2 separate regions of the Homo sapiens genome follow, and region 1 is linked to region 2. Evidence: chromatin loops called from intact Hi-C (ENCODE). Cell type or tissue: CD4-positive, alpha-beta T cell. All regions are shown on one strand. Links, peaks and the distances in the headings refer to the core of each region. The heading gives the core; the rest is flanking DNA. Region 1 overlaps ZNF449 (zinc finger protein 449). Region 2 holds the start of SMIM10L2A (small integral membrane protein 10 like 2A).

The links. A loop is a pair of places that touch in the nucleus more often than their neighbours do. Peaks named below come from ENCODE experiments on the same cell type or tissue, not always from the same donor. Only the 100,000 strongest peaks of a DNase experiment are listed, where the experiment ranks them.
Region 1: a loop joins it to region 2, with 6 times the contacts of the local background. A loop is called at or near these places in 40 of 110 quality-filtered maps.

Annotation. Positions count from the first base shown.
Region 1 is chrX:135,346,758-135,358,913 of GRCh38, reverse strand. ZNF449 (zinc finger protein 449) reads right to left here. Exons shown (of 5, transcript NM_152695.6): 2 at 11,442-11,895; 3 at 9,600-9,804. The coding sequence starts at 11,795. Among named protein-coding and RNA genes, the nearest start is that of ZNF449, 8.0 kb to the right of the region's middle. In CD4-positive, alpha-beta T cell, for the core only: no CTCF peak of the experiment used is centred there; no DNase peak of the experiment used is centred there.
Region 2 is chrX:135,414,202-135,426,357 of GRCh38, reverse strand. It overlaps SMIM10L2A (small integral membrane protein 10 like 2A), which reads right to left and starts at 4,414. Exons shown (of 2, transcript NM_203306.3): 1 at 3,628-4,414; 2 at 1-2,725. The coding sequence starts at 4,226. The coding sequence ends at 3,990. RefSeq lists a silencer at 4,124-4,353. In CD4-positive, alpha-beta T cell, for the core only: no CTCF peak of the experiment used is centred there; a DNase peak (open chromatin) is centred at 4,587; H3K4me3 peaks cover 1,073 bases.

The DNA.
Region 1 (12,156 bases), core at 6,870-9,369, 71 kb after region 2:
TCAAATAAAAGTGCTGTTTAAATTCACTATTTTGTTTTCATTTGGATTTCAAAGCTAAGAGTGAAATTACAGGGTAATATGAAACAGGTCAAATAAAATTCAAGGTAATAGATCAAAAGAAAGCTGCTGTGAAGTAAAAGATGGAGTTTCAATTGAAACTTGGAATAGGAGAGAATAGCAAAGGCTTAGGTACAAAATACTGACTTATAATCTAAATGAATGGTAATTTGAATCCACATGACAAAGCAGCACAAGTAAAAATAATTACGTAATGAGAAAAGACAGTATTGCTTCTTTCTTTTGTTAAAAGATGTAAAAGGCAACTGTATAAAAATATGTATATAGTGTATTGCTGGGCATACAACATATAGAAATGTAATATATTTCCCAATAACAGCAGAAATGAGGTGGGTAAGAGCAAAGTGTATGGGACTGAAGAAATGACTCCAGTTGGTAATTCAAATCCACAGGAACAAATGAAGAAAACCAGAAATGATAAACAATGCTAATATAACAAAAGTTATAATATATATGTATTTTCCTTTCTTCTTTCAGCTTCTTAAGAGTCTTAAAATTATATAAAGCAATAATTATAACAATGTATTCTTGGGTTTAAAACATTTTTGATGTAACATGTATAATAGTAATATCACAAAAAGGGGGAAAAGAGAACAGAGCTACATAGGAGAAACATTTCTATATCTCACTGGCATTAAGTTAGTATAACTTTGAAACCAATGATAAGATGTACATGGTAAATCCTAGAGCAACCACTAAAGAAATAAAAGTAGTAAAATTATTAAAGTAAGTAAAATATTACATGAGAAATATTTACTTAATGAAAAAGAAAGCAGTAAAAGAGGGATAGAAGAACAAAAAAGACTTGAGGCATATAGAAAACAGAAAGCAAAATGGCAGATATAAATCCAACCATATCACAAATGAAATTAAATGTAAATACATTAAATGACTTAATCAGAAAGCAGAGAAGGTCTGACTGGATTGAAAAGATCCAACTATATACTGTTTATAAGAGGTATACTTTAGATTCAAAGATACAAACCGATTGAATGTAAAGGGATGGAAAAAGATATATCATACAAGTAGCAACCACAAGAGAGCCAGTCAAAATAGGCATTAAAACAAACAAAAAAACCCCTGTTACTAAGATATACAGGATCATTTTATAATGATAAAAATATCAATCCATCAGGAAGATATAACAATTATAATCATGTATGCACTTAATTTCTGAGTACTAAAATATATAAAACAAAACTCAACAGAAATAGTACAAGAACCAGATAATTTAACAATAGTAGTTGGACACTTCAATAACTCCTTGCACTAATAGACAGAAAATCTAGGCAGAAGATCAATAATACAAGACATAGAAAATACTATAAACCAACTAAACATAACAGAATAGAAATGAGAATCTAGCAATAAATCCATATACCTGTCCTGTGGTCAACTGATTTTGAAAAGGGTTTCAAGGATATTCAATATAAAAAGAATAGCCTTTTCAACAAATAATGCTGAGACACCTGGATGTCTCCACGGGAAAAAATTATTATTTGGACCTCTACCTCCCACCCTATTAAAAATTAATGAAAAATAGATCAAAGTCTTAGATGTAAGAGCTAAAATTATAAAACTGTTCGATGAAAACACAGGAGAAAATTTTTGTGACCTTGGATTAGGCAATTATTTCTTAGATAAGACATCAAAAGCACAAACAACAAAAGAAAAAACAATTACATATGACTTCATCAAAATTAAAAAAATATTTTGGGCTACAAAGGACACTATCAAGAAAGTGAAAAGATGGCCTACAGAACGGGAGAAAATACCGGCAAATCATATGTCTAATAAGGGACTTTTATCTAGAATACACAGTTGACCATTGAACAACATGGGTTTGAACTACACAAATACACTTACAGGCAGATTTCCTTCCACCTCTGACAGCCCTGAGACAGCAAGACTAAACTCTCCTCTATTCTGTTGATCTACATGTCTATTCTTATGGAAGTACCACACTGTCTTAGTTCATTTGTGTTGCTATAAAGACCTTTATAATGATCCACTTCCACTTAATGAATAATAAATATATTCTCTGCCTTATGATTTTCTTAATAACATTTTCTTTTCTCTAGCTTACTTATTGTAAGAATACAATATATAACAAATATAACATATGAAATATGTGTTCATTGACCATTGATGTTATCAGTAAGGCTTCTAGTCAACAGTAGGCTATTAGTAGTTAAATTTGGGAGAAACAAAAGTTATGTATATGGATTTCCAACTGCACAATAGGTCAGCACCCTTAACCTCCACATTGCTCAAGGGTCACCTGTATGAAGAACACATACAATTCAATAATAAAAAGACAAATAATTCAATTAAAAATGGGCAAGGGGACTAAATAGGTCTATGAAAATATACAAATGACCAATAAGCACATGAAAGCATGTTCAGCATCGTTACTCTTCAAAGAAAGAAATGCAAATCAAAACCACAATGAGTCACTATTTCATACCTATAGGATGGCTAGAATAAAAATGTCAAATAATAATAATAAATGTCGCCTAGGATGTGAAGAAATAAGAGTGCTTGTACACTGCTGGTCGGAATGTAAAAGAGTGCAATCAGTTTGTAAAACAGTCTAGAAGTTCCTGAGAAGTTTAAACATAGAGTTACCATATGACATAGCAATTGTGCTCCTAGGTATATACCCAAGAAAAATGAAAACATACATAAATACAAAATGTCATACTGAAATTTTTATAGCAGCATCATTCATAATAGCCAAAATATAAAAACAATCTAAATGTTCATCAGCTGTTGAATGAATAAACAAAATGTGGTATAATGTCACAATGGACTATGCAACCATAAATAGGAATAAAGTACTGATACATGTTACAACATAGTTGATCCTTGAAAATATGCTAAGTGAAAGAAGCTAGTCATAAAAGGCCACATATTGTATGATTCCATTTATATGAAATATCCAGAATTGGCAAATCTACAGAGACAAAAAGTAAATTAGTGGTTGCTTTGGAGTGGGAGAGATGGGGGCCAAAAAGTGATAGCTAAAGGGTACAGGGTGGTGACAGTTGTACATATTGTGAATATACCAAAAAACATTAAATTGTACACTTCAAAGGGGTGACAATGTATGGTATGTGAATTATATTTCAATAACGCTATTTTAAAAAGATGTAAATGTAAAAAAAATTTAAATATTGACATCATTAAATGATATTAACAAATTAGTTTGGCTAACATTAATCTGAAGTAAAATTTAGATTTCAGTACATTATATCAAATCCTAGGAAGTGGTGTAAAATACTTTATTTTACATTTTCACAGGGAAAAAAACAATAGATTTTAGATTAAGAAATATAAAATACACTTCCAATAAAATGTTTTATAAACTCACTATTTTGTTAACAAAGCTTGGTTTAAACCCAGGAGTGGGATAACTGAATGATGTGGTGGAAGAGGCCCCCCCAAAAAAACAGAAATTATACATTTAAAAAATAACTAAGAGTAGAATTGGATTGTTTGTAACACAAAGGATAAATACTTGAGGAGATGGATACCCCATTTACCATGATGTGATTATTATGCAATGCATGCAATGTATTAAAATATTTCATATACCTCATAAATATATACACCTACTATGTACCCACAAAAATTAAAAAAAAAATTTTTAAAAGTTAGTGGAAAAAAATAAACTGGAGTTCATAGATTAAAGAAAGCTGCCATCAAGCAGAAGTGAGAAGGAATTGAAACTGGGGAGAGCAGCAAGTAGCAAAGGCTTAGGGTGGTAGAAGCCTGGAGGCCCAGGAGATCTCAATATGAAAGCCAGAAAAACAGTTTTGGGAATGACAGGAATTGTTCATATGGCTATTCTCATCTTACAGAGCACAGATTTGAAACTCTTAAGGTTATAGATTTAATCAAATATCACTTCAAAACCAGGCCCAGACACCTGCTCCTTGGGTAAAAGAAGCTCTACGACCTAGCTGAAGGACTAAAAGTAGCCCTGGAAGCAGAATCTGGTACCCATGAGATCTAAGGTCAGAAGTGTTACTACCAGGCAGCTGTGTCTCATGGGCTTCCCATATTGGCCCTCAAGTCTAGCTGCTACCTTATGTACAGCACCAAATTACAGAGGTTTGAGTACTTTTGCTTTGGTTCCTTGTCCCCAGCATCATACTCCTGGTGCCAGCTTTCAAAAAGCTTGGCCCCAAATTGGGTGCATCAGGACAGTCTCTACACCTTGGATGTGAGAACATGGTGCTCATAGTTGAGCTTCTTCATGGATGCCAACCTAATGCACTTCTTATATGTGTAGCACAGCCCACCACAACCCTGTGGTCCTGAGTAATATTCAGATACTTCTGGACACTGTCACCAATTTATTTGCATTTCTCAACCTTATTTTCACAGTCCATGTCAGCTAAAACCAATTCCCATTCACTTTTGACCCATGTCTCACCTTTAGGTATCAGTTCCCATCCTCTACTCTTATATATTGAATAAAATACCACCACCAATGCTGAATAAAACTGACACTTACTGAAAGGGTTTCCACAGATATTTGCCCTACTCTGTTGGCCAACATAGCGAGAACAGTTATGGCTCTTACATAGCAAAGATAAGTGAAGATGAGCAGAATTTGGCATTCCTATATATTGTGGTGGGAGGATAAATTGGTACAATAATTTCAGAAGTCAATTTGACAATATCTATTAAAGTTTTAAATGCCCATTAATCAATCAATTCCAATTCTAGAAATTTATCATATCAATACCCGCATATATAAGTATTCTCCAAATGTTTTCTAGTTTGGCTCCATGGCTTCTGGGTCAATGTTGAGTGGCAATAAAAAAGCAGGCCTTAATGCCTACTTCTGTCAAGGAGCTCTTTTCTTTACCCTCAATGTAAGCTATCTGTAAAGCAACTATTATTGGATGAGTGGTTTTACAGTAATAGAAGAAACATTAACTGCTGGTCAGTAAAAAGAGAAGGGCCCTACACTCTACTTCTGTGAGCTCATTTTCTTTTTTAGCTCCCACAGGAATGAGAAACACAAAGAAATGATAAATGTTTAAGGTGACAGATATGCTAATTACCCTCATTTGATCATTACACATTGTACACACATATCAAAATATCACTCTGTATCCCATAAATAGGTACAATTATTACATGTCAATTAAAAATAAAAGGAAAAAAGGAGGGCCCTACAGATAGAAACCAAAGCCTGTTACCTTAAATTTAATCATCTCTCCTGGTTTTGAGACCATAGTCTAGAATATTAGTTTTCCAGTGACAATAACATATTGCCCAGGATGTTAAACTCATCCTCTGGCTATAGCTAAGAGATCCATCATAGGTATATTATATTTGACCAAATTAAGTGAAGAAATTTTACTTAGGAAAAATTAACTGAAGAAAAAAAAAGGAAATTATTTTTGATTTTTTTTTTAAGTAAAAGGCTATTAAGTCCAGGCATGGTTGATTCAAAATACGCTCCCAAATTCTTCGGTATTCTTTCCTTCAAGAGGTGGAACTTCCTTTTCCTTCACTTAAGTGTGGGTTGGACTTAGTGACTCTTCTAATGAACAGAATATGGTATAAGTATGGTATGTAGGTAGGTTATCAAAGACATTGTGTCATCCTCCTTGCTTTCTCTTGGATCCTTTGCTCTGGGGGAAGCCTGCTGCCCCATCATAAAGATACTTAGGTAACCTATGGAGAAATTCCTTTGGCAAGGAATTGAGGCATCCTGCCAGTCCCTGATGACATCTTCACAACAACTACAAGAGAGACTCTGAGCCATAAACATCTAGTAGATCACTCCTGAATTCCTCTCAAAAATAGTAACATGATAAATACTTTTTCCTTTAAGCTGCTAAGTTTCGGGGATAATTAATTGCCCTTCAATAGCTATCCCATGCAAAGAGGGAAAAGCAATTGGAGATTAACAAAGAAGGTGCTTCATTGAATGTTCCCCCCATCCTAAACTCAGGGAATGGCTTCATTAAACCCCATTAGCAAAGACTGTCTCGTAAGAGCTTCACTACACCAAGAAATGTCATTACTATAGTTGGGGGTTAGATATTAGCTTATGGTAAATTTTTTGGTATAGTAGAATAATCTGAAGAAGTTTAAGTTATAAGAATCTTCTGATGCTTTCTAGACAGCATTTGTTTGTCCTGTATTTTACTTTAAATTTTCATCTCTCATATTCTTCATCACCAAAAAGATGTGATCTTTTACATTTCACACACATTCCAAATGAAACCTCATCAATTGAAATGAAAAACCCAAAGCTTTGACAACTCAAAATGCAATCCAGTTTTGGTGTACGAATTTTGAACTCCATATTTTCAAAGATAAGCATGATATATTTTATGTTTTTAAGACTAGCGTCTCCTTGCCTCTTTTCTTTCTGATTGCATACATTCTAATATTATTGCCTATCTCTGGCATCAAAGTGTCCAGCATGAATTCAAATAAGGGATTTTGTTTTAAAGTTTATGTCTTCCTTAGGTCACTTTATATTGTTCACTTAAGTTCTCTTTTATTTTGCAATGAATGTGTATATGTGTTTTCAGTTATATTACATGAAAAAATATATATGCACAATTCATATATACTCAACAACCTAATTTTTTGCTCATAGGAAATAGGTTCCAAACATTAATATAAAATCAATTGACTTCTTCCATTACTTTTGAATTTCTTTTCCACTCAGCTGGCATCTTGTGCTTTCCATTCAGTCCACAATAGAATGTATTTCATGTAATACATCAAATATACTTTTGTTTAAAGTAAAAGTTTAAGTAACCTTTAAATAATAAAATAAGCCTTGCAACATTTTTCAAAGCATAATATATCACTTTAAACGGTGATAAGAAAAGGATAATTTCCTGTCCTCCAATTTGTAATTTTTATCTGTTAAATTAATTAATTCTACCTATCCTTTGTTAAATATACTAGATTTCCATGTGCTTTAGAGAGCAAAATATTAACACCAGATAAATATTGCTACTATGTGGTATTTGTACCTGCAGTGTTGACAAAAGGAGCGAATTAACATGGAGAATCAGAATGCAAATGCAGAAAGAGTTATACTTCAAAATATTACTAGCTAAGTTTTACTACTTGTTCCAGGCATATACACATAAACCCGGTTTTGTTTTTTTTTTTTTTTTTTTTTTTTTTTAGAATTCCTCAATAGACTATGAAATGTAGATGATGTAAAGCTTGGAACATAAATGGCAATATATAGTTCTGCTTTGACCACAATATGCATACTTGTAAAGTTTTCCTCTTTTGTCACTTTTATTTAAAAATATGCTGGAGACCCATAAGCACCTCAAACTCTGTATGTTCAAATCTAAACTCAACTTGACCCACCGAATCTGATCTTCCTCTTTTGTTTGTCATGTCAGTGAATAACATTACCATCTACCCAGTTCAATGGCCAGAAACCTGGATTCCATCCTTACTCCCTTCTTCTCCATCACCCTGACACCCAATCACCAAGCTCTATATTTCACACCTGCTAAGTATCTTTTGAATTACATTTTCACTCCATCATCACCAACATGCCCTTGCTCTAGAACAACATCTTCTCACCTGAATGATGGCAACAACCTCCCAAATGGGGTCCCTGCTTTCAGTAGTATGTATCCATTCCTACTATAGCCAGAATAATCTCCTAAAATGCAAATTTGTGTGTATCATTCTGGTACTGGAGAACCTCAAAATGGTTCCCCACTTCCCTGATAATCAAGTGTGACTTCTCCATGAGGCTGCAAGTTCTTCGTGACCCAGGACCCTGCTTCTCTCTCCAGCCTCTTCTATTGCCACTCCTGCCCCACTGCTCTTCTATGTCCCTTGCACTGCAGCAGGAGGTCTTCTCTCTGCCTTCAGAACGTTGCACATGTTGTTGCTTTTGATCCCAGCCCTCTCCGCTTCCCATGTACACCACTCCACAGGCTCACTTTGATCCATCCTGTAGGTTTTAACCCAGATCCTCCTTCCTCCAGACTTCCCTCTCAGCCAAAAGCTGGTTAGGTGGCCCTCCTCCATGCTCCTGGGCATCCTATTCCTCCCAACATACCATTTACTGTCAGATTTCTGTTACATACAGGACAAAACGTCCTACTAACATATCTGAATTGTCCACTGAACTGTAATCTCCAAGATGACCAGAGCTGCTTTCCAACCTTGTGTGCTACTGAATCCCCAGGGTCTGGCATGGTGTCTGGCTCCTCAAAGGTGCTCGTAGATAGTGTACAAATGAATAAATGATATTAATATGATGTGGAAAGGGGCATGGTTCCTAATCCTGGGTACTGAGCTAGTTATGGATGGATCAGACATTTATATTTTATAACTTGGACAGTTCTTATTTTCATTTTTTATGTGTCTTCTGTGGTCTCAGTATTTAACAGTCTCTTGAACGTGCGAACATGTTGAAACAGTACCTGGGGGAGTCGGGGAGAGGATTCTGGCCACACTCGGGCCAAAGCTTTAATGTGAGGGGTAGAAGAGGTACAGGGAACACTGGGTAAGAAAACCCCAAAGGAGAAGCCGGGTGTAATGGCTCACGCCTGTAATCCCAGCACTTTGAGAGGCCAAGGCAGGCGGATCACCTGAGGTCAGGAGTTAAAGACCTGCCTGGCCAACATGGTGAAACCCCGTCTCTACGTGTGGTAGTGCATGCCTGTGATCCCAGCTACTTGAGAGGCTGAGGCAGGAGAATCACTTGAACCTGGGAGGTGGAGGTTACAGTGCGCCGAGATTGCGCCACTGCACTCCAGCCTGGGCGACAGAGCAGGACTCCCGTCTCAGAAAAAAAAAAAAAAAAAATAGAAAACCCCAAAGGGGAATAAAATATAGGAGCAACTGGACTATGTGATCGTGCTGCCTTTCTCCACTTGGACTTTCTCCTTCTAGAACTAATCCCTGTGGTGTCTGGGCCAGTGATTCTCAAACTTTAGTGTGTGTAGCACTCACCTGCAGAGCTTGCTAAACATGCACCTGTGGTGTTCATGCTGCAAATGGTCTGCTTACTACAGTTTGAAAAACACTGTAATAGGTTTTGATTTAATGAGGTAGATATTTCCTTTAGACTGCAGTAAGTGGTTGATCTTACAGGATCTAAATAGACTATATTACTAAAGTATTAAGTTTGAATAAGGCTCTGATGCCATAAAAGCAACCGAGGCCCTTGGGGCCCACCACATCACAGTTCCTGTTGATTAAAATTGGGCTGAGAAATGAGTCCTTATCCAGAATCCAAACTCCCATAGTTTTCCTGTGTAACATTCTTGATCAAAAGACTCCTTATCAGGGTCATTAGCTTAAAGGGTTCCTAATCCCAGGGTTCTATCCAAAGTGCTTTGTTCCCTACTATTCCCAGAGAGACTTTTTCCTCTTCTTTATCTGAGTGGTCAATTTCCATTGAGTAATTGGTGTTTCTAACCCAACCCCAACCCTTGAGAGTTCCTGAACTCTCAAAACAGAAACAAAAGAAAGGAGAGAAACCCTTGCCTTACCAGGGTCCAGAAAGTTCTGACATTCTCCAGTAGCACCATAGTTCAGCTCCGGTGGCCCTGCCTGTGGGATCCATGCCTCTGCTACTGGGGCCTCCTGGGCAGGTCCCATTACCTGGAGTGCAGGTGACTCTAGGTGCATGGTTGGTGGTATGTGTGCCGTTCCCACTGGTGCCAGTTCTTCCAAGAGCATGTCATGCATATCAACCTGGGGGAAATGCCAGAACCATCACTCTCAAGTCTAGACCAACAGTGCCCAGTAGAATTGTATGAGAATCATGCATGTAATTTTAAATTTTCTAGTGGCCATATGAATAAATTTTTTAAAAAGTAAGGCCAATCTTAATAGTACGTGTTACTTAATCCAGTGCAAACAATCAGGATTTCAACATGTAATCAATATGAACAATTATTAGTGAGATATTTCACCTACTTTTTTCATACCAAGTCTTCTGCATGTGGTGTGTATTTCATACTTACAGCAGATCTCAATTTGTATTGGCCATATTTCAAGGGCTCAAGAGCTGTACATGACTAGTAGTGACTGTATTCAGCAGCAAATGTCTAGACCACATGAAGATAAAATCTTATATAGTAAACAAAACCAAGGAGACAGAGAAAGGAAGGGCAACCACCAACCCAAGTACCCTAGGGAGACAGAAAACTTCAGAAGACTCCTGTTCAGGAGCCCTGAAGCTAACAGCTCCTGCAGAGAACCCCCATAGACAAGACTGGAGTATCCCTGATGCCCATCTGGAAGCTCCTGCTCCCTTTTCCCAAAGATACTGCCCTCTCTCAGTCACGGCACTTCTGAAAAGAGGCTTTACACAGTCATTCTGAATGGCAGACAGTGCCACTGTCCCCATGGGGAGTTTTGGATATGCTGACAGGTGGTGGCTATCAGAATTTAATGGAACATAATTTACAATGCAGAATTGTTCTAGGTCCCTACCAAGTGTGGAATGTCCCACTCAAACATTCATGTGAGTAAAAAGAACCTGTCAAGAACCCCACCTTGTTGGTCAAATAAGTACAATTGTTTGTTTTGTTTTGCATAGTTTCAGCACAAATGAAATTTTCTAGGAATGCACTAATGTGAAAAGCAAAGACTACACTGCTTATTGTTCAGATTTACCTAGAGTCGTATGCCATTTTGGAAAATCACATGACGAGGAGCAACACTGTTCGTAGTACTTGAGCTTTATCAGTCTGAATTTCTGGCTGTCCCATTCACAATGATTCTAAGCATAGATGCAAACATCTGACAACTTCATGACATTCGGTCAGGCCCAAGCACATATATGTACAAATCCCTATCAATTTATAACAAACTATGTTTCTTTTCCTTTATATTCCTTCTAGACTTGATTCAGGGTTGGCAAACTTTATAAAGAGCCAAATAGTAAATATTTTAGGCACTGTGGGGCACATTCACTGTCAGTTCTTCTCCTTCCTCTTTTTTTCAATGACCTTTCAACAAGATAAAAAAACCATTACATACAGAGTATACAGATAAACAGGGTATGGCTAGAATTGGCCTTCAGGCCATGGAGCAATTTACTGATGCTTTGGGTTGATGTATGTGGGTAGATTATGTTGTCTATCAATTTCATTTGTGCATAGTAAAGTGGACATTATAAACTATTTGTTATAGAAGGGGAATTGAGTCTGATAGAGTTAAAAGCACTGACTCATTTGCTGAGTTCAGCAGAAGAGAAAAAGGAAGAGGACTCTGGAGAAATCTTGAGGCTGGGGAATGACATAGAGACAAATGTGTGGTCTAGTCCCAGCTGCCTCAGCTACTTCCTTTGGACCAATCACAAAGATCCCACATTCTTTTCTTACCTGCTGCTCTGGTATCTCAAGTTCTCTCTGTAAGTCTTCTATCAGTGACACAACTCTTTCTCTATTCTCTGGGCAGTGCTCCCTCACCCAGGTCTCTATCTCTGTGGGCAGGATAGTTAGGAATTGCTCCAACACTAGCAGCTCCAGGATTTGTTCCTTAGAGCGCATCTTTGGCTTCAGCCATTGACAGCAAAGCTCCCAGAGTTTGTTAAATGCTTCATGAGGCCCAGCTGCTTCTCTGTACTGGAACTGCCTGAAGCGCTGACGGAAAACTTCACAGTCAGTATCATATTCTTGAAACACAGAGCCTTGATTCAAGGATGCCTGGATTGCACAACCCAGGGCCACAGCCATCGCCCCCTTCCAGCAGTTTACAGTTTATCTGGAGCCTCACTTCTCAGATTCCGACTTGTTTCTCTCTGAAATCGTTGGGGTGGGAGGGAGCCACCTACAGCTAAGGACAGAAAAAAATGAGAAAGGAGAAACAGGAGTGGTCACAAGAGGGCTTACTTACCTCGGTCAACTTCTTTTTTACCAAAGAACCTGTTAACTTCTTTTTTACCAAAGACCTAAAGTAGTTCTTTATTTTTCTCTTGGTTTTGAGAATCTGATGAAAGCTTCAGACTCACTTCCTAGAAAAATACACATACACATCCTTTTCTGCATCTAGTTTCAAAAGTTTATAAAATCTCAAAGCCTCTAGAATTGCGCTTGC
Region 2 (12,156 bases), core at 3,312-5,811:
ACCCTTACAGCAGCCACTAGGGAGGTCTCTGGTGGGAGCCACTAGGGAGGGGGGCTCTGATGGGACAGAATTTGCTTCCAAGGTTGGGAAAGGGAAGCAGGCTTCCAGGGCCAGGTCCTTTATCTTCTCCAAGATTCTGCAGTAACCTTGCTGGTAGGGAGGCAGTGGGAGGTGGCCTCAGGCAGGGAGAGGAGTCTCAGTGCTACACAAAATGACCTGTGTCGAGTCTGTTTCAGTTCACTTCACCCTAGTCCACCCTCAGGATTCTACTGACTTAAGACACTTTTGATCGCCAGACTCTAAAAAGGAAAGGGACTTATGTTTTGGGTCGTTGAACAAAGGTTGTCAACAGAACAAGCAGCTACCTCTCGGGGCCAGGCTAGGATGCTGCCTGCTTCTCATGGGGCAGTGGTCCAGGTCAAGTCGGTTCTCAGCACAGCCTCTGAACAGGAAACACGGTCCCTGCCACAGCCTCCCCCAGCCCTAGCCCTCAGAGGCTTCTCCCTGCCAACTCCTGGCCATGGGAGCTGGTGACCTCACCATGGGGCCTCTCCACCCGGGGCCACTGCATCACCCCCACCAGACACGGGAGGCCTCCAGTTGGGATTTTAGTGTATTAAACCAAGGACTTTTTTTTAAACTTAGAGAAAACAAGAAGACGTGACAACACCAGAAACAAGAACAGCTCTCTGGCCAGCCTGTGCTGACCAGTACACAGTGAATCACACACAGAAAAGTATGTCATTCCGGTCAGTGTCTAGCTCCACCGCCTAGAAAACAGACTGCAAATAAATAAAGCGCATGGAGACCCCGTCACGCAGCAAGGGCCCCATCTGGGAGAGAAGAGGTGGGGAGGGGAGGTGGAGAAGCAGCAGGCGGGGCTACCACTTCAGGCAGCAGGGGTGAAAAAGCAGGGACAGGAGCAGATGCTGAGGGCTTGGCCCTGACCCTCCCCAGTCAGCCCCTCTAGGCCAATACGGCCACACCAGAAGCCACTGGGGGTGGGCGGACATGGACTTCCGTGACCCTCTTATGGGGTGGGGCTCCCTGCAGTGGGGGGTCTTTGAGGGCAGAGACCCCTGCGGCTGACGCAACTTTATCCCAGTAGGGAAACAGCTTCCAGGGTCCCAGGCCAAGCCCCTTGCATGGGGAGGGCTCAGTCACCCCCCACACTCCCATGCATGCACTCAGCAAAGAGCTTTCCTCCAGCCTTCCTGGCTGGCCCAGGAAGAGGCTGGAGCTGGGGATCCAGTCACCCAGAGGGTGACACCAGGGTTTGAAAGGGCCACATCTGTGCATCAGACACAAGGAGGCTCCTCACTCCTCTTCTCCAGCCCTGTGTCACTCTTGTCCCATAGAGGCTGCCCCCAAAGATCTGTTGGGGGGACCAGCAGGCTGACAGACCCCCAGAGGTGGTCCAGGGTGGATAGGGTTGGGGTGGATGAGAGGGGCCAGCAGGGTCAGGGGTTCCCAAGAAACTTGGGACAAGGGGGCATGTCATCAGGCCCTGGATGTGGGAGACTGCAAGGGTCATGAGGCAGCCACTGTCCAGCCGCTTCTGGCATGAGGCAGGCGGACAGCTTCATTCAGGACCTGAGTCCAGTGGGCAGCTGAGGAGGGTACATAGTAGGTGGCTGGGCCACTCTGTCCCTGGAGCTGGCCAGACTGCTGCAGTTTTCAGTCCCAGGAACTGAGAACGTGGCGCCCGGGGTACCAGTGCAAGAGATGCGGAAATGGGGATAGATGGTAAGGGCGAGGGTCCCTTCCCGGCTCCCCTCTGGGCTGCTCCTGAGCATTGTACACCAGTTAGCAGCACACCAGGGGGCCCCCAGGAGCAATCCAAGCCGTGAGGATGAGATTCTCCTGTGTGATCCTGGGGATGGGGGGTCGAGCTTGAGGAGAGAGAATTGGGGTCATGCCATGGGTCTCAGCCCCAGCCCACCCCAGGTTTATCCCTTCACCCTCCTGGTTATGTCGTGTCTCCAGGAGCCACAACACCAAGATCACCCCCACTTGCCCACCAAACTGGGAGGCTTGTGCCACTTCACTGCTGAGGAGCCCTTGGTGAAGCTCCAGGTGGGGTGAGAGGCTAGGATGTGGGGGACAGCTTGGCTCCCCAGGGGTCCTGGGGCTCATCTCTCCTGTCTCCCATCTCAGCTGTCCGTCCTCCTGATCTTCCCTGTGACTTTCCGTACTGCTCCAAGGAAAGCGACATTCCTAGATTCCCTACCCCTGGGCCCCTCTCTCCCTTGGTGCCCCAGGAGCCCTATGCTCCCCTCTCCACTTCCCCCTCCCTCCTCCCACCATGCCAGGTCTTGAAGAAGACTGGGGAGGGGTGTGGGGGCCTGCAGGCCCAGGGGCACACGCAGTTCCTCCTCCTCCTATCTGCATGTCAAGGGCAAATCCACCCCTCCCTGAAGCCTCAGTTTCCTCTGTCATTAGGAGGGGGAAATACACCTCTCTCACAGTGCTGCTAGCAGATTTCAGTTCCCAGGGAACTCAGACCTTCCTTCCCAAGCCAGGACTCGATCACTGGGCACCCCCACCCCTGTGAGCCTTTGTCCATGCTGTGCCTCTACTAGGAAGGCCCTTCTTCTCCTCTTGTTCAGGCCCTTCACGCTGCCTCTGCCCAGGCAAGTTCCAGGGCCAGAGGTGCCCCTGGGCAGGGATGTGACTCTTGGCAAGGCCAGAGAAGGGGCGGGTCACCGCCTACAAATGCCAATGCCTGAAAGAGAAAGAAAGAGATGGGGACCTCAGTTGCCTGGCCACCAGACACGTCCTTGCTTCCCCCGGGAATGGCCTCCTCTGCAAGCCCCTCCTCCATCTGCTCTGCCCACCCCAGGCTGAGAGCTGCTGTGTGCTCAGGCAGGTCTCCTTTTCCCAGATCACTTCAGTACACAGTAGGCTTCTAGAGGCCGTCTGGGGCTGGAGGATGGGACTCTGGCCCTGGGAGGGCCTTGCTAGCTAGGGGCCTTAGGGAGCATGGGCTGACATGGCAGAAGAGCAAGACTAGGGGAGGGGACGGTAGGAATGCGTCTCTCCCACTCTTCCCTGTCTCCAAATGCAGAGCTTGGGGGGTGCCCTCATGTAGGGGTAGGGGAACATAAGGGACAGCAGGAGCAGGCAGAGACCAGTCCTCTGGCCCCAAAGACAGGGCAGGAGGCAGTTTTGCCAAGGGCTGTGCAGGAGCTGCAGAGAGACCCAGGGCTGAGGGCTGAGAACAGATATGGGGCTCAACCTAGAAGAGAACCGTCCTCCCTATGCCCACCGACTGGTGGGGAAGAGAAGGGTGGGGGCATCGTTGCTCCTCTAGGGCCTTCCGGGGCCGCCCCCAGCCCATTACCCTCCATTCCTCAGGGTTCAGGGGACACCCTGGGGGCCTCTGCAGAAAGGGAGGCAGGCACTGGGGCGTGGGCGGGAGGGGGCCGCCCCTCACCCTATCCTGCAATCATGACTGGGGAGGAGGGGAGAGCCTGCGGCTGCCTTTCCTTTCCCCACCTGGGCTCCACAGCTCTTCTGGCTGGTTTGCCCCGGTGCCTTCCATACTTCCCCCTGACCGCCAACACGCCCTGACATCTGAAGGGCAGAGCCACCGCCCCTCTCCCATTCCAACCTGTCGCCTCCTACCTTTCTGCTCCGGGCCTGGAAAGTCAAGTCGCCGCAGCAGAATTCCCTCCTTCTGGTTTCCCCCTCTTTGGCCAATATGAGGCAACAGGTCGGCCGAGCCCAGGTAGTTTCTGGAGCCCGATGGCAGGGGCCCATTCAGTGCGTTTCTGCGCGATCCAGGGCCCCCGGGCTGAGACCGCAGCCGGGGCCAGGGCTGGGCCGTCGTGCCCTGGCGGCGTAGGTCTAGAGTCCAGGGGTCCGAGCCGCCCCGCCTCCGCCCCCCGCCGCGGCCCAGCTTTCCTTCATGCCGGCGACCCGGCCGGGGGCGGGCGGGGACACGGGCGCCCCTTCAGCCGGGCCTTCGCCGCCGCCGCCGCCGGCGCTCACTCGATCCGCACCTGCAGGCGGACGTTAAGCATCACCGAGGCCACGATGTAGAAGTAGGGGAAGTTCATGCGCAGCCGCCAGGCCAGGTCGAAGAAGGTGAGCAGCGTGCGCGTGAGCCCCTTGCAGAAGGCGCCGTACGAGCCTCGGGCCGCAGCTGAGCGCGACAGCCGCACCGCCAGGCCAGACAGGGCCGCCGCAGCCGCCGCTGCAGACAGAGCCGCCGACGCCGCCATGGGCCCGGGCCCCGCGCAGGCCCCGCCGACCGACTGACCCGCTCGAGCGCGAGCCTCAGGGCGGTGGGACCCGAGCACTAGTGCACCCAGCGGGTCGCCCAGAGCCGCGGCCGCCCCGCCCCCGTGTTCCCAAGGCCGAGCGGGGCTCAGGCGGCCGCTGCCTCGGCCCCACCTCCACGATCCCGCACACGCCGCCCCCTCCACACCTCCTCACTGCGGGGGGCCACCCCCCCGAACCCCCACCCCGAACCCCCCCAGGCCAGCATAGGTCCGCCGCTGGCTTAGCCACGCCCCCAACCGGGAGCCGCAGAGAGGCCGTCAGCGCTGCGACCCCGCCTGCTCGACGTGCCCCGCAGGCTCAGCTCCGCCCACTGCCCCGTCCCGCCCACACAGCCCCGCCTCTTTCCGGGCGCCTCCGGAGGCTGGAGTGGATTGAAGGGCGGAGCTGCCAGGGATCGCTTTGAGACCATTTCCCAGGGTGGAGCGGCAGTGGAGGAGGACAATCTGGGCCGCTACGCTGATTCTGTATAGAAAGCACGTGCAGAAGCCTCTGCCTGTTCATATCACCTCCCTTCTCCCACGGTCTCCCCTGAAAACTGGCCAGCCAAGCCATTATATCTTTCTTTAATTCGCATGGTGCAGTAACTGCGCTACAGAGTGCCATCAAGCCCACATGCGTGCATTTTTCCCTTTCTGGTATATTTGCTGGTCACGTATATCTCTTTATTGGCGAATTTCCCCATTGTCCTTCCCTTTCTAAGCACTCTTCTTAATCCATTGTTTGCCATGGTGGTTGCACAAGGTCGTCTTGGGTTTTCATTTGCTCTTGTTTATGGCCTTTTTGTTTGTTTGTTGCCAGTGTGCTTAAAAGCCCTTTCGTGGTTTCATTCAATCTTTATTAAACGTAAACCAGTCAAAACCCAGTAGCGTTTTTTCAGACTGTTTTAATGATGTGGGGAAATGCTCTCACTTCGTTATGGTCATGACTTTTGAAAAACTGTCGGCAAGAAAGAAGTAGGTTCACCCAACCCCATCCCAGTTTTCACAACAAAGGTTGACGTGGGTATTTAAGAACTCTCAAAATACCTGTTCACCGTCACGCCTGATCATCTCTATGGTATCCCACGTAACTGAGGAACGCAGCGGATCCATTTACACTGATTGAGCAATTGTCCTACCTACATGATCAAGAAAAAAAAAATCCAGTTCCAGAATCACTGGATTCTGGTTATTGTGTGGACATCACGATTTTATCAACAACGCAACACATCCATGCATGGGTATACATGCATCAAAAAAAAAAATGCCAGGGCAGGAGGCTGGGCGTGGTTTTTCTTTTCTTTCTTTTTCTCTTTTCTATTCTTTTTTTTCTTTTTTTTTCTTTTCTTTTTTTTTTTTTTTGAGACTAAGTCTCACTCTGTCTTCCACGCTGATGATCTCAGCTCACTGCTGTCTCTGCCTCCCAGGTTCAAGCGATTCTCTTGCCTCAGCCTCCTAAGTAGCTGGGACTACAGGCACGCGACACCACGCCTGGCTAATTTTTGTATTTTTAGTATTTTTAATAGAGATAGGGTTCACCATGTTGGCCAAGCTGATCTGGAACTCCTGATCTCAGGTTATCCGCTTACCTCGGCCTCCCAAATTGCTGGGATTATAGGCGTGCAATCTCGGCATTTTGGGAAGCCAAGATGGGAGGATCACTTAAGGCTGGGCCTGTTTACCAAGGTCCTCGTCTCTACAAAAAAAAATAAAATATATTAGTGGGGTGTGGTAGCATATGCCTGTAGTCCCAGCTACACAGGAGGCTGAAGTGGGAGGATCGCTTGAGCCCAGGAGTTCAATGTTACTGTAAGCTATGATCCTGCCACTGTACGATGGAGTGAGACTGCCTCTACTACAAAAAAGAAAAAGCCAGGGCAGATATATCAAATTGCTCTATATTGTTCTGGTTAAGACAATAGGGAGACTTAAACTTTTTACTTCGCTCTATATGTCTGTATGTCCAAATGTATGTCTGTACATATTCCTTGTATAATACAATGAAAAAAATTAGTAATATTTGAAAAAGAAAGGGCCATAGAAATATAGACTTAAGGCACATAGAAACCCATTGTTCCAGACTGGCTAGAACCCCATTCATTTGCAGACCCTGTTGCTTCCAGCCATTTCTGAAACCTCTCCTTGGCCTCATCTCATTTATTTTTTAACATTTTGTTTGTAAATAATTATAGACTCACAGGAAATTTCAAAAATAGTACCAAAAAAGACCTTGTGCCTTTTATCCAGCTTCCCTCAACAGTAACATTTTTTGTTGATGTAATATAACATCAAAATCAAGAATTGAAATTGATACATTACTGTTTACCAGACTGCAGGCCTGATTTCACTTGGAATATTTTTTTAAACCTGCATTAATGTGTGGGTGTGCACACATATAGTCCTAACAATTTTACACCATCTAAAGATTTGTGTAACCACAACTACAATGAAGATACAAAAGTATTCCATTACCCAAAAAAAACCTCCTTTGGGTTACCTCTTTGCACTCACATTCAGCCACTCTGCACATATTATGTTAGATTTATTTCATCCTCTTTGCAGTGACTGCTAGTGGTATTGTGAGTTTGATTACATGTCAAACATTTGGTTTCCATGTGTTCATTGTTAATATATAGAACTGCAACTAATATTTTAATTACATTATTAATCTTGAGATAATTGTAGATTTACATGCAATTTTAGGAAAAAATACAGAGAGATCCCATGTTCCCTTTAACCAGTTCCACTGGTTAATATCTTTCAAAACTACAGTACAATATCATAATCAGGATGTTGATATTGACACAATCCATCTATCCTATTCAGAATTCCCTCAAGCTGCCCTTTTTTGACCAAATCTGCTTCCATCCTGCTCTCCCTCCTTAATGACTGGCAACCACTAATGTGTTGTCTATTTCTATAATTTTATCATTTCAAGAATGTTAAACAAATGGAATGATACAACATTGTAACCTTTGGGAATTGACATTTTTCACTCAATATCATTCTCTAGAGAATCATCCAAGTTGTTGGGGGTGTGAAGTGTCAATAGTTCTTTATTTCTTTTTGCTGCTGAGTAGTACTCCTTGGTGTAGTTGTACCACAGTTTGTCTAACCATTCACCCAGAGTATTCCCAGTTTTGGCTATTAGAAATAAAGCTGCTATGAATATTAATTTACAGCTTATTGCGTGAAGATAAATGCCCATTTCTCTGGGATAAATGTCTAAGTGTGATTGCTAGGTCATAAGGTGCATGTTAGGTTTTGTAAGACTCTACCAAACTGTTTCCTGAGTGGCTCTAGCATTTTATATTCCCACCAGTAATTTATGAGTGTGTTGATTCTCTGCATCCTTGCCAGCATTTGGTGTTATCACTATTTTTTATTTTAAACATTTTGATAGGCGTATAGTGATATATGATTCGGCAAATACCAATAATGAAGGTGAAAAATCATTTTATGTGCTTATTTTCCATCTGTTTATCCTTTTTGGTAAAATGTTTTTTGCCATTTTCTAGTTGGACTGTTTTCTATGCTTAAATCTCGAGACTTCTTTATATTTTCTAGATACGAGTCCTTTAACAGATATGTGGTCTGCAAATTTTCCTCCCATTCTGTAGTTTGTCTTTTCATTCTGTTATTAAGGGCATTATCTGAGCAAAAGACTTAAATTTTGATGAAGTACCATTTATTGGTCCTTTTTATTTATGGATCATGGTTTTGATGTCATGTGTAAGAACTCTTTACCAAGCCCTAGGTCCTAAAGATTTTCTCCTGCGTTTTCTTTTTGAAGTTTTGTAGTTTTATATTTCACATTTAAATTTGTGCCCCACTTTGAGTTAACTTTGGTATAATATTTGAGGTTTAGGTCCAGGTTCAATTTTCATTTATGGATGTCTAATTGTTAGAGCCCAATTTGTTGGAAAGGGTATCCTTCCTCCACTGAGCTTCTTTTTCATCTTTGTCAAAAATCGGACTTGGGTCTCTTTCTATGTCCTCTATTCTGTTGTATTGGCCTATGTGTCTATTCTTTCTACAGTACCACACTGTCTTTATTACTGTTTGGATATAGTACGTGTTAATATGGGAATATTAGTCCATTCACATACTGCTATAAAGAAATACCTGAGACTGGCTAATTTATAAAGAAAAGAGGTTTAAGTGGCTCACGGTTCTGTAGGCTGTGCAAGAAGCATAGCAGCTTCTGTTTCTGGGGAGGCCTCAGGAAGCTTACAATCATGGCAGAAGGCAAAGGGGGAGCAGGCACATCACATGGGTGGAGCAGGAGAAAGAGAGAGAGCGGGCTGGGGGGTGCCACACACTTTTAAACAAGCAGATCTCGTGAGAACTCACTATGATGACAACAGCACCAAGGGGATGGTGCTAAACCACTCATGAGAAACCACCCCCATGATCCAATCACCTCCCACCAGGCCCCACATCCAAGATTGGGGATTACAATTTTACATGAGTTTTGGGCGAGGACACACATCCAGACCACATCAATGGGGTAGCATGACTTTTCTCTATTTTTTTGAACATTTCTTTAGCTACTCTAGGGCTTGTGCCTGTCCATATACAATTTAGAATAAGCTGATCTATGGGTACAAAAAGGCTTGCTGAAAATTGTGTTCAATTTAAAGACCAATTTTGGGGAAAATTGACATAGTTTCTGTGTGGATTCTTCAAATCCAAGAACACAGTATGTTTCTTCATTTATTTAGATATTCTTAATTTCATCAAAACTGTAGAATATTCAGCATTCAGATCCTATATATGTTTGTTAAATATACTCCTAAGTACTCACTTTCTTTGAAGCAATTATACATGATTTTATGTTTCTAATTTCAGTTTCCACATGCTTGTTCATTGTTAGTATGTAGAAATATGATAATTTTTTTTTTGTTCATCTTGTATCCTGCAACCTAGCTGAACTTTTTTTCTTACTTCTTGTGAGACAGGAATAATGCAGTGTGGTCGCAGAAGAATAGAAAATTCCAGACAACAGTTTCAGATGACTAGCAAAAGGAAACTGCTGAAATAGCAGCAGAAGCTAGGGGCTGATTAGACCCTAAAAAACCAGGGTATGGACCAAGCTGGCTAAGACCAATTGGACCCAACACAGTGCTGGATTTGACCTAGGTGTTACCTAGGACGTCATTATACCGTCATTAACATAGTAAATCACACATCCACTAGCACCAGGACAGTTCCAGGAACACCCATATTTGGTGTAAAAATGGGTGGTGCCACAGTTTCAAGAAATCTCTAACCTTTTGTGGGAATCTCTGTGAATATTCCACCCCTTGATTAAAGAGACCCGCAAAGGTAGAAGCCCCAAATTCCATTGCATGACTCACTCTGAGTATGCCTGCACTCCCCTTTCTTGAGTGTGTACTTTTGCTTTGCAATAAATCACTGAACTTTCACTCTTTTCTGACTTATCCTTGCATTCCTTCTTGCAATGGTGTCAAGAGCGTGGACACCAGCTGGGGTCAAAGTCTAACCAGTGTTTGGGGACCTCCCCCAAACTTGGAGTCTTGGTATCACTTGGAGTATCACTTGGAGTCTTTTTGTCAATTCCTTGGAATTTTCTAACTAATGTCATTTGTAAATTGGGACAGTTTTATTTTTTCCTTCCTAATCCTTATTTCCTTTCCTTGTGTTATTGCAGTGGATACAATTTCCAGTACTAGGTTGAAAAAGAGTGGTGAAAAACTAACATCACTGACTTGTTTGGGATCTTAGGGGGAAGCATTCAGTCTTTCACCACTAGATATGATGTTAACTTTAGGGAGTTTTGTTTGTTTTTTTGAAAAAAGTTTCTCAGTTGTCTCATTTTTTGTTTCCTTTATTTAAAAAATTTAGGATTGTGGTAAGATACACATAGCATAAAATTGATCACGTTAACTGTTTTTAAGTGTTCAGTAATGTTAAGAACATTCACATTGTTCTGCAACCAATCACCATAGCTCTTTTTATCTTGCAAAAGATAAAAAAAAATTACAACTCCCCGTTTCCTCCTGCCCTTATGCTCTGAAAACCAATATTCGACTATGCGTCTCAATGAATTTGACTACTCTAGGCACCTCATATAAGTGGAATCATACAATATTTGTCTTTTTGTAATTGGCTTATTCATACAAAATAAAATTCAGTGTAGTCCTCAGAAAACATTTTTTTTTTTTTTCTGAGACGGAGTTTTGCTCTTTGTGCCCAGGCTGGAGTGCAATGGCGCGATCTCGGCTCACTGCAACCTCCGCCTCCCGAGTTCAAGCGATTCTCCTGCCTCAGCCTCCCGAGTAGCTGGGATTACAGGCACCTGCCACCACGCCCGGCTAATTTTGTATTTTTAGTAGAGATGGGGTTTCTCCATGTTGGTCAGGCTGATCTTGAACTCCCGACCTCAGGTGATCCACCCGCCTAGGCCTCCCAAAGTGCTGGGATTACAGGCGTGAGCCACCGTGCCCGGCCGGAAAACATATTTTTTTTATAAGAAGCATAAAACCATGCTTGAAAATGAATAAATCTGTGAAATCTCGTAAAAATTTGAAGTGAGGTTCTTGTAGCATAGAGTTGGGTTATTTTTTTAATCCACTGTCAATTTCTGTCTTTTCATTGCTATTCTTATATCATTTACATTTAAAGTAAGTATATTGATATGTTAGGGCTTAAGTTTGCTATTTTAATATTTGCTTTCTGTTTGTTCATTTTGTTTCTTATCCCTCTGTTTCTCTTTTCTTGCCTTCCTGTAGGATATTTGAACATTTTGTAAAAATTCCATTTTGATTTACATGTAGTGTTTTTTTCCTTTTTTGTACTATAATGTTTATTTTTATTTTTTATACTGGTATAAATATATATAAAGTTCAGTAAAGGTAACTTTTCATTGTCTCTATTCCTTCTCTGGTCATTATAGTCATTTGTTTCGTTTCTATTTATTTATTTACTTATTATACTTTAAGTTCTGGGATACATGTGCAGAACGTGCACGTTTGTTACATAGGTATACATGTGCCATGGTGGTTTGCTGCACCCATCAACCCATCACCTACATTAGGTATTTCTCCTAATGTTATCCCTCCCATAGCTCCCTACCCACCGACAGGCCCCAGTGTGTGATGTTCCCCTCCCCGTGTCCATGTGTTCTCATTGTTCAACTCCCACCTATGAGTGAGAACATGCAGTGTTTGCTTTTCTGTTCTTGTGTTACTTGGCTGAGAATGATGGTTTCCAGCTTCATCCATGTCCCTGCAAAGGACATGAACTCATCCTTTCTTATGGCTGCATATGATTCCATGGTGTAAATGTGCCACATTTTCTTTATCCAGTCTATCATTGCTGGACATTTGGGTTGGTTCCAAGTCTTTGCTATTGTGAACAGTGCTGCGATAAACATGCATGTGCATGTGTCTTCAAAGTAGAATGATTTATAATTTGGGGGGTATATACCCAGTAATGGGATTGCTGGGTTAAATGGTGTTTCTGGTTCTGGATCCTTGAGGAATCGCCACACTGTCTTCCACAATGGTTGAACTAATTTACACTCCCACCAACAGTGTAAAAATGTTCCTATTTCTCCATATCCTCTCCAGCATCTGTCATTTCCTGACTTTTTAATGATCGCCATTCTAACTGGTGTGAGATGGTATCTCATTGTGGTTTTGATATGCATTTCTGTAATGACCAGTGATGATGAGCTTTTTTTCATATGTTTGTTGGCTGAATAAATGTCTTCTTTTGAGAAGTGTCTGTTCATATCCTTCGCCCACTTTTTGATGGGGTTGTTTATTTATTTATTTATTTATTTATTTTGTAAATTTGTTTAAGTCCCTTGTAGATTCTGGATATTAGCCCTTTGTCAGATGGATAGATTGCAAAAATTTTCTCC